Regions from separate parts of the Homo sapiens genome. Here region 2 is linked to region 1. A link is an interaction called in ENCODE POLR2A ChIA-PET data of the cell type or tissue named here. Cell type or tissue: PC-9. All regions are shown on one strand. Each heading gives the region's core, and the rest is flanking DNA. Links, peaks and the distances in the headings are about the cores only. Region 1 overlaps LYRM1 (LYR motif containing 1). Region 2 overlaps THUMPD1 (THUMP domain 1 NAT10 acetyltransferase adaptor).

Evidence for each region. Peaks named below come from ENCODE experiments on the same cell type or tissue, not always from the same donor. Only the 100,000 strongest peaks of a DNase experiment are listed, where the experiment ranks them.
Region 2: POLR2A ChIA-PET joins it to region 1 with 6 read pairs; 6 of 35 experiments call an interaction of 5 or more read pairs at or near these places.

The regions. Positions count from the first base shown.
Region 1 is chr16:20,903,404-20,908,787 of GRCh38, forward strand. All of the region lies in intron 1 of LYRM1 (LYR motif containing 1), which reads left to right. Among named protein-coding and RNA genes, the nearest start is that of LYRM1, 5.3 kb to the left of the region's middle. In PC-9, for the core only: no CTCF peak of the experiment used is centred there; DNase peaks (open chromatin) are centred at 1,538 and 3,238; H3K4me3 peaks cover 2,016 bases; H3K27ac peaks cover 5,000 bases.
Region 2 is chr16:20,732,784-20,738,167 of GRCh38, forward strand. It overlaps THUMPD1 (THUMP domain 1 NAT10 acetyltransferase adaptor), which reads right to left. Exons shown (of 4, transcript NM_017736.5): 3 at 4,925-5,173; 4 at 881-4,503. The coding sequence ends at 4,097. It also overlaps a transcript of ACSM3 not described here and the pseudogene LOC100887080. Among named protein-coding and RNA genes, the nearest start is that of THUMPD1, 6.3 kb to the right of the region's middle. In PC-9, for the core only: no CTCF peak of the experiment used is centred there; no DNase peak of the experiment used is centred there.

The DNA.
Region 1 (5,384 bases), core at 216-5,215:
TGCAATTCTTGGTCTAGGGCTGTGCTATCCCTGTGTAGCCACTGACCACATGTGACTATTTAAATAAAAATTCAGTTCCTCCAACACAGTATGTTTCAAGTGCCAGTAGCTACCTGTGACAGGTGTGTGTCCTATTGGACAGAGCAGATAGAACCTTTCCTTCACAGAAAGTTATCTTGGTCAGCATTGGACTGGAGGAACTCGAGGGTACTATGTAGGCTAGTCATTCTCCGCATGTGAAACTCAAGGGACTTAGCCTACTGAGGAGCTCTGGTGCCTCTGCAGATGGGAAAGTTGCGCATTCAGTAGTTATTTGATGGTGGAGGAAGCTGTCCTGAAGGCCTGGACCCCTGCACAGAATGTGGTTATTTATCAGAGAGTTGGATCAAGGGTCAGGTGCTAGAAAGCCCCAACTGTATCTAGTGTGGCATGCAAAGCTCTTTGGTCAGTTTCCTAATCCAGTTCCTCAGAAAACTATAACAAAGCAAGAACTTAAGTCAGTGTCTTGTGTTCTCAGACTTTTCGATTTGATATGAAGGGTGAAAGATCCTGGCTGGGGAGTTATGAATGAATGAATGAATGAATGAATGAATGATCTTTAGCATTGGCCTTCAATTCCAGCCCCCCCACCACATCTCTTCCACTGCCTTCTACTACTAGTAACTGGTGACTGCTTTTTCACCACCTCTGACTGACCCGTACCTTTTCTTTGCCTGTTAAAATATGCTAATAAGGAAACATACTTCCATTTCTTTTGAATTGAGGGGCCCATAACTTTTCATTTAGAACTTCTATCCCTGATGGGAAAAATAGCTGTATATCTATTGGTTGTTATCTTGGTTACAGTAGCCTGATTGGAGTTCCCCTGTACAAATATAATCTTGTGTGCGCTCCGGTGCTGGTATGATATATTTAGAATGGGTGTGCTTGCCTCCTGTGATCTTGTTTGGGATAGACATTTTAGAAGTCTTTCAGACATTTTTTGTTTTGGCCCCGTGTTCTAAAAACTTCCCATATTACAGGGCCTAAACTAAATTATTTTCCCTTAGGTAAAATAAAAATGCCATCCACCCTCTCCTCCCTGCCCCCTATTGCTGACAGACCATATTCTTATCATTTTCTGTGTAAAAAGATGCTGTTTCATAAAATAGCTGCGGTATGATTAAGTATACCACACAAGCATATCCTGAAATTTGCAAAACAGTGTGTGGCATGTGAGGCATTACACTTCCCTTTTTGGATTCTAGTAACCAAAAACTGAATCTGAAACAGGAAATAAGTCTGTGGTTGTGTGTGTGTGTGTGTGTGTGTGTGTGTGTGTGTTTAATTGATAGGAGGATATGGGACCAGAAATGTATGGAGAACAATTTCACTTAAAGGTTATTGGATTGGGGTAAGAATATGGGTGTACACCAAAAAGGAGGGAGTATAACAGATCTAAGAGAAAAGTGCCCTGAGGGATAAACAAGGAGTAAGAGATAAAGGAAGAAAAATAGGAAGGGAAGCCTGGTCATGCCTTTGGTGTTGGCACCTGCATTATATTTCCAGTAAGAAGTATGCGCTGTGGTCTGAAGATAAGCGGTGCTTCCAACAGGGTTATTTACTCATACCAAAGAACAATAGTCCTTTGCTGTACAGGGATTATTAATGATCAGAGGGAAACAGCTTTAGGAAAATCCATTACTACCACAAAGCAATAAATTCACCAACAGGCCACACATTTCTCTCCTATTCAGACAAAGCTTAGCATAGATAAAAGAGACCTCGTTGTTCTTCCTCTGTTTCCTCCTATTCAGGTAACATTTGCCTTTGTTAACTCTCAGTGCTAAGTGATGTTACATGGATTATTTCATGAATAATCCTTACGACTCTGAAAGGGGTTCTGCTATTACCCCATTGTACATTCTAAGAAACCAAGTCTCAGGCAGTTAATAATTTGCCCAATGGGGTAAAGTCAAGATTCAAACCCAGCCTTGTCCGCCCAGAGCCCAAAATAAATGTTCATTTATTTTGTATTATATCTGCTATTCCTTACAAATGGGACAGACATTCCCTACTCTGCTATACAGGGCAAGAACATCTGGTTGCTCTGACATTAGCAAGAGCATTTCAATTCTGTAGAGGTTTTCCAAATGATAGTTTTAAGTCACAGTTTTCTAGATTGATTTTAACCCATGATCATTGAGTATAGTGGACCTTATTCCCCAAAAGGATTTTTTCAGGAAAAAAGTATCAGAACCCCATTCTTCTATGTTTGGTTCTAAACTTCATGGAAATATTATAAGGTATTTCAGTCCAGTGGACAAACCCTAACCAGCCTTAAGAAAACTTAAGAGTGAGGGTTACATCATAGCTGTGTCTCTTACGCTGTTCTGGATGAAACTGATGAGGATTCCTCCCCAAGTAACACTGAGTCTCCAGTTCTTTATCCTGACACACACTGCTCTTGAAAGCATCCTAGTAAGGGTTAATTAGTATTTAACCCTTCAATGCTCTGGGATCATCAGTTGGGAAGCTTGTCCAGATACCATCGTGTGTATCTCAGGATGAGAACATACGTTATCAATGACCATTCTGTGTGTGTAAATTTATTCTTCTAATACATATTTGTCATGTTCCAACTATGTGCCAGCCTAGGCATGTAATGTACAAGACAGTCCCAAATCTCCCCCTGCTCTCCCCACCTCCTACTCCCTGCAACACACACATGGTGGAAAAAGAAAGGTAAGTCATGCAAAATTATGATAGAGTAGGATGAACATTATGACAGGGGTATGCCAGAGGTGCCAGGAGTGCACATAGCCGGGACACTGACCCAGCCCCAGTGTGAAAAGGGCACCCGTCCAGAAGTGATGGAAGTCAAAAGGTGGAAGCAGCAAATAGGCAAAGAAAGGGTATTTCAGTTGTATGAAGTAGAGAGGCTTCCTATGGCAAAAAGAGGGACATTGCACATACAGAAGACCATGATCTCATTTGGGTGGAGTTTATGATTCCCCCTCCTTGCTAAAAAATCATAAAGTACTTGGGAGAGAAATTTGACTATACTACGGTCATGAGTTCTGATGAGGGAAAAAATTCCACCTAGGGGTAGGTCTTTCCTGAAATAAATGGAAAGGGGTGTTTAACTTCCTGGGGCTTGAAAATCAGGGTAAATTCCTCTTGCCTTTGTCCCATTTCTTATTTGTACTGCAACACATTTTCTTTAGAAGGCAAAGCCTCATGAGAGTCCAGCATTTGGAATTTGGACATTCCTGAGACCAGAGTCATACTTCTATAAATCTCAGCTGGGGAAAGGGAATTTTCATCTCTGCTCTTAAATTCCTAAGTGTTCATGCTGCAATGGTCTTTCCAAAGGCAGAGGAACTGTTCCAGAGGTGGGGTAAAAGGGCACAGTGGATGAGGCCCCTCATACCAGCAGATCTTTCCATAGTCCTCCTGTAGAAACACCAAGTGTCTGGGTATGCCTTGTACAGTAAGTTCTTGGAACCTCCCCAGACCCTCTCACTGCACTTTGGACAGTGAGTGGCAGAGTGGGTGGGTGTTTGGTGTTTGGTTTTTGTTTTTGTTTTTTAGACTGATCGCTGCCCATTATGAGTCCCCATTACTGACTCCAAAATAGAAAAGCTTGTGGTCAGTCAGGAAAATGATCATCCAGCTTTTTTGGCTCTTGACCCTGACTCCTGTCAACTAATTAGGGGCATTAGGCAAGATCTTGTTTCACCATCTGTACAAGTGTTGGAATTATAAGTAGTTATGATATACAGTAGTTTGATATACAGTGTATTTAAAAAGATATAAATCAGACCGTGTTACTCCAGCTTGCATAAAATCTACCAGTGTCTTTTGCGCTTAAGACCAGAAACAAAGTGCCTTTCCAAGGCCTACCCCCAACCTGTGCTGGATTCTGTGGACCTGTGGCCCCTTTCCCAAAGGCTCTTGTTGCATTCATGTTCATCTTTTTTATTTTCATTTTTTGAGATAGAGTCTGACTCTGTTGCCCAGGCTTGAGTGCAGTGGCGTGATCATAGCTCACTGCAGCCTTTATCACCTGGGCTCAAGGGATCCTCCCACCTCAGCCTCTGAAAGTGTTGGGCTTATAGGCATGAGCCACCATGCCTGGCTAATGTTTTTATTTTTCAATGGAGATGGGATCTCCCCGTGTTGCCCAGGCTGGTCTCAAACTCTTGGGTTCAAGCAATCCTCCCACCTCAGCCTCCCAAAGTGCTGGGATTACAGGCATGAGCCACCATGCCCTGCCTCATGTTCATCTTTGAAGTCGATTCCCACGTCACATCCTTTGCTCCTGTTGTTCCCTCTACTTGCACCAGCTTCCCCTTACCTGGGTCCGTTATTAGGTTCCATCACACCATTCAGGACTCAGCTCAAATGTCACTGACCACCCAGAAAATAACCCCCACCTCTGGTCATTTGTATCTTATTACTCTTCAGAGCACATATGACTGTCTGAAATTCTTGTTCTTGTACATCATCTGCCTATGCCACTAGAATATAAGCTCAAGGAGGGTAGGGACCATGGCTGCTTATTTATCACTGTATCCCCAGAAACGGCAGGTGTCTGGCACATGGTGGACCTTCAATAAATGTTGAGTGAGTGGATGGATGGATGGATCCTTGGAAGGGAAGAGTAAGGCCTACCAGGTAGTAGCACTGTAGTGAGCCCCTGCACTGGTGGCTTTTATGTTGGCTCCATTGGAGTCAGAGGGGACAGGGTTGCCACGGGGAATGGAAGAGCAAAGCGGTGCAGCCATGTGCCCAGCCTGCTTAGAGCATGCTGGTGTGTAACATAATTAAAAAGGGCGGTTGCAGGTTAGGAGCAGGGGCAGGTGGCAAATGGGGAAGGCTATTGGAATTCACATCAATGTGCAAAAAAATTGCTTCCTTTGCTCTTTGTATAGAAAGGGACTAGAATTATTTAGTTCCCTTTGTCACAACTAGCTAAGCTCTTTAAAGCAATCAACAGACATTCAACATTTATTGAGATTGAACAGTGTATTTCGTGATTAAAAGCATGGGCTCTGACTTCAGACCAGCTGAGTTTGAATCCTAGCCCTGCCTATTGTTAGCTGTGTGACCTTGGACAAGTTACTTAGTCTCTGCATCAGGTTCCTCCTTTGTAAAATGGGGATAATGGTAGTATCTGCATATATAGAGTACCTAGCAAATTATCTGGCACACAGTAAATGCAAAGCAAATGTAACTTTTAATATTTTTCTTACTGTAATGAACAAGATACAATCCCTGCCCTTCAGGAATTCAGACTCAGAGAAGAAAAAACAGAGTGAAAGAAATGCAGAACTATCTGCTGGCCATGATAGAAGCAAGGAAAAGGTTGCTTTGGAAAAGCTTAATAGCAAGTAGGTGTC
Region 2 (5,384 bases), core at 123-5,122, 170 kb before region 1:
GCTTAGGCTAAGATAATCTAGACTTTAAAATTCAGTCTCAGAGTTTCATGCAAGCTCTCTCCTATTGCACTGACAATTGGAAAAACGGAATCAAATGTCTCATAACGTTTTTCCGTCAATTAGGTGGAATTTGTTCAAGAACTCCCAAAGACAATCATTGGGAGAATCAAACACGTTTTAAGAGACCAAGAATAGGGACGAACATAGCTTGATAAAAAAGCTGAAGGGTTAAGTAGTAATATGATTGCTTTCTCGATTTGTTCCTGATAATTCAGTGACTACTCTCTTAAAATGTTTAAGATCCTTCCTGGTTTAAGTTTTTGTTTTCTACTTAGCTAAAAAATTAAAAAGTAAATAAAAGTCTAAAAATATATGGATGAAAATTGTTTCAATAACCAAACTGACAAAGGTAATGATGGTTTCTAGTGTTTAAAATTGCAGGAGTCAAATGATTACTTAGAAAAAGAAAGTGCACAATGAATCTGTATTTCATCTATCTTGTGCCTGATTAATTCAAAATAAAGATATATCCTAAATGTTCAAGACAATTTCTTCTACTTAACAACTTTATGAGACCAAACTTCAATATATTAAAATACTGTTAAAATGAGTATAAATAATTCAAAAATCAGTAAGTGAATTTAATGAAAGTAAGTACTGTATTACTATGGCTCATTTTGAAGCAAATTAACTGTAAAATATCTGAAACTTGGATTTAGAAGTATTAATTATTCAAGGGTAATAATTTTTTAATGTTTTTTAGGCTCATGTCCATGGCATTTTATAATTTGACATATAAACATATTTTATGATATATATATACTATAAAGCAAGAGATTTACTAAGAGTCAGAAAGAAAGAAAAAATATTAGAACACCAATTTTTAGGGAACAAATTTATTTTGATTTTTCTGAAAATATCAGGAACTATGAAAAAACAAGCTCGATTTCTGGCCGTACCAAAAGCAAAATACAAGTAAAAATAACATTTGAAAACCAAGTTTAACCTCAGAGAATCATGTTTTAAAATACAAAGTTTAACATTCTTTCCTCTATGGAGCTAAACAAGTTTTCTAAACCATAAGACTGCAGTTTTTTTATTTTTTTAACTGACGTAATTTTTTAAAAGAAAAAACAAAAGGGGAATAAAAAGCACTTCCTACCCTGGAATCCCGTCATTTATAAAATAACATGCTCAAATGTCAGTGAAAATAAACAGTTGATAAACCTGAAAACAAGTCTTTTAATGAGTTCAGGTTACAACCGAACACAGGATTTTGTAACTGGGAAAGAACAGCTTGTGTAACAACCGATTCTTACCAAATACAAATAAATATAAAAGACAATTTAAAAACAAACTGTATAATCAAAATCTTTCCGTAAAATAGCAGCTTTCACAAAGTAAAAACAATTTAGTTCCACAGAGTTGTATGCTCTGTAGGCATATGGCCAATTTTCTTCCGAGTCCTTTTGTCTTGCACTATCAAAATAGAATCTTTGTCTTGGAGCAAGTCTGCTGAAGAAGGCACCAAAATCCTATCCTCCCTATTCCCCTAACTGATATTAATAATCCTCTTATCAATCATTGCAAGGTAACTTCAATGTCATTAAGTATTAACATTCTAAATATGTAAAGCTATAGAAGGAAGGTCCTGCCTATTCTCTTTGCCCCTCTCAAATCATTCTAGTCTGGTTTACCAAACAGAACCACCAGCTAGGAGGATAAAAATACATTCCCATGTTCACTAGCCATTAAATGAACATAGCCACTTGTGCAGGAAGCCTAACATTTTTAGGATTTCCTAACTTTTTAAAACTTAAGGATAAGTCCATTTCTACAAGCTAATTTTACAGCTCCTTAATATTCTTAATCTGGACAGTTAATTTTGCAGACTTTGTTGGTGTCTGCCTTTTCAATTGTTTTACCCAAAAAGAGGCCTTGAAAAAACTTTCAAATTCAGGAAACCCCTAAACCCCTGCAGAGAACCCTCATGGTATGTGAGTGTGAGCACTAAGTTGAAGAATACTCTTATTTCACAGAAATCTAGGACTGTCAGACTAGGGCTGAGTTCATTCTCTTCCTTCAGAGACAAAATTTCAAGCTGAGCAGATTCAGAGACAAGGGTTCCTCATAGGTTATATACTAGTGCTGGGAAAAGGAGAGAAAATGCTATTTCATTGGGTCTTGTGGTTCCTCCAGCCGGGTTAGAACAAGATTTGAGAGTTGCACCCTTTATTTTCAAGGCCAAGTGGCTGCAGAAACATTTCAAGAATTCCTCTGGCAAGGTGGCAAGTCAGTTTCCTTTTAGATCTAAGAGTCTTGTCGCTTTAAGAAAAATTTTTTTCCCCAGAACCTTTCAGAGACTTGTCCATTTGTTCATGTGATGAAAAACGTCTGCAAAATAGGCTACTTTCTGTAGTCATTTTTCATTTCCAAAGCACTCAGCAAAAGCTGGCTGTTTTATTGTAAGTACTCTGGCAATTCACCTTTCAATTCAAATATCCTGTAGAGAACGCTTCCTCTGAGAAGCCACTGGATGTCTGTATGGTGCAGGAGGTTTATGTGCTGTCTGTCCAGGTTTTTGTTTTGGGTGTTTTTTTTTTTTTTTAACATTTTTGCATAAATGGGTCTTTGATACAGGTAACCAGTTTTGTAACATTATTCAGAACTTCACTGTATCTTCAAGTTTTTGATATCAGCATCTCTGTGGAGAAAGCAGTGTGCTATAATGTCAACATCAGGATTTCTTTTTTTTTTTTTAATAACGCAAAATGACTTATGGAGACAACCACTGATGGGGCACCAGGAGTGTAGATACCAGACCTCTGGTTATCAGATATGATGTCACAACATTATATATTGGCCTTTGTTCTGGCAGGCTCCTAGCAATAGAAAAAGTTTTCTTTGAATTTCATCATTTACAAATCTTACAAATGCTACAGCATGACAAATATTAGTGAAACCTGTTGACTCATCATCCTGGATAGAGAAGCTGCTACTTTTCAGTTAATGACACAAAACCTTTTTTGCATCATATGACATATCATCAGTAAATCAACTTATTGAGAATAAAGTCTCTTCAACTTTGTACTGCATCTTGCCCCAGCATTTTAATGTTATTAGATTCTCACCAACCATGCATATTTTCCTTTCCTGAGATAAGTTCTGCTACTAAATAATTTGCTTCTTAAACCTTTTGACTAAAGGTGATTTCTGAACAAAAGCCTTACTGTTTTTGATAGTCCAAAAGCCATTTGAAAATAATGAATATCCTTTCTTGTCAAGTGGCTGTGATTTATTGTTACAATTGCTAGTTTTGTAAGTTGCATGTCACAGACAATGCACAATGGGACAGGAGAGCTTGGACTGAGTCCACATAATACCCTTGAGAAGTAGCTTTCTTTATTAAGACAGAATTTCTTTGTGTCCCTTGTTGCACTAGTATACTGAAGTATACTCAGAAGACTGAAGTTCTTCATCACCAACCTTTTCAGAAATGTCTGTAGTTCTATGCCTAAAATGGTTCTCGTCTCTCTCACATCTTGCCTTCCAAAATTGCGACACTGGACTGTCAGCTATATTACACACAAATGTTAAAAAAAAAAAAAAAAAACAGACATAAACAAGAAAATCACAAAAGTACAAAAACTTCACTAAACAATTCACTTCTAACCTACATGATCCACATTTTTGCAATGTTTACAACAAAGTGGCAGGCAGACAGCTGAGCTGTGGCATGTAAAAACTCCTTCCTTAGAATGAAAACTTCCCTCTGATTTTCTACTTCACAGGTAGTTCACTCCCTTAAGTCAGCTGGCACTGCAGAAGAGGAGCCTGGGAGAGGCCAACATCCCCCTCCTATCCTCCCCTCTTTGCAACAGCAGCACATGGGTCTGCCTCTACGTAATACCATAAAGGCTGAAAGATCCCTAAAAAAACTGTTAACAGGGCTGCGCAATCATTGCTCACTACTGTGAGAACAGCATAATGCAGCACACAAATAAAAAACTGTTTTTAGTCACAATTTAAGGTGGAGCCCCAGCAACATCTCGTAGAGCCCCAGGTGAGAAACCCACCTCCAACACCAAATGACTTCCTATGAGAAGTCATTTTCATTTGACTTGGATCCTTCTGTGGCTTGACTTGCAAGTTCAGGTTTGGCTCCTCCCTCATTTACCACCTGTGGATTAGACGTTGGTTTTGTCTGCCCCAGCTCCTCAGTATTCTCTGGTACCTGCTGGTTATTTTTTCCTTCTGCTGTGTTGTTTTGGTCTGATTTGTCCGCAGATTCCAGTTTAGCTTCTTTCCCATTTCCCTGCTTTGAGTTAAGCTGTGACGGATCCTTAGGGCTCTTCACCACCTCCTGGAGATTGTATTTTCTAAACAACATGTAATCTTTCACAACACTCAGGCAACAGACAGCTTTGATGATTTCTACTACCACTGTGTACTGTGGATTGGTGAGATCCACTTTATTTTCTGAATTGAGGGTGCACACTATTCCTGTAACAAAAACAGAAAAACACATAGCTGAGGAGGATACCATTACATCTGATAGATACAAAAAATCTTTTGTCTCTGTTTCTTGTTAAAACAAGACATACAGTAATCCACTCTTCTATGTGGACTTCAAATAATCTGAACCCTTACAATAAATAAACACAAATGAAACCCTACAACATTTAATAAGAATTTTTTTCCAAACAAAATTCAATTTCGAGTTAAAAAAGACTTTTATCTAACTACCAGAAAATCTCATATCCGACATATTGAAATCAGTTGATTTAATACTATTTTAAGAACATTTTAATATATTTGTTCTACACTCAAAAATGTAAGCCTTAAATCTTTAAAAAGAAAAAAATCCTTAAAAAACAAGTATTTACCATTGAATGCCTATGGAAAATCACTAAGAGAAACATACCTGCCAATTCTCTGATAACTTCTTCTCTATTCACATGACTGTTATTTCGAGATTTGTACACAATCTGAAATGTCCCTTTGTTTGGAGCTTTAAACCAGGGTTCCAAAAATGTTTCTGCATATTTTTTCATATCTTCTAAAAAAGCCTTGCATGTGCCTGAGATGGGTAACATTCGCAAAATAACTCGAGTCTTCTTTTTCTTGGTTTTGTACATATCCTGGAGAATATGATGCACCAATTTCTCAGGCTCTTAAGAAAAAAAAAAAGTTAAGAAGATAATTTCTCAGACATCTTAAAGATCGAACTCTAAAATGAATTTTCACTGGCAATGACATAAGTTGACAGAAGAAATTCTCATAATGAATTTTAAATGAATCTACCTAGTCATTCTTTCCAAACAGTATTTCTTCAGTGCCTAATACGTACTATAATGTATCTAATATATTTTAACTTTTCATCA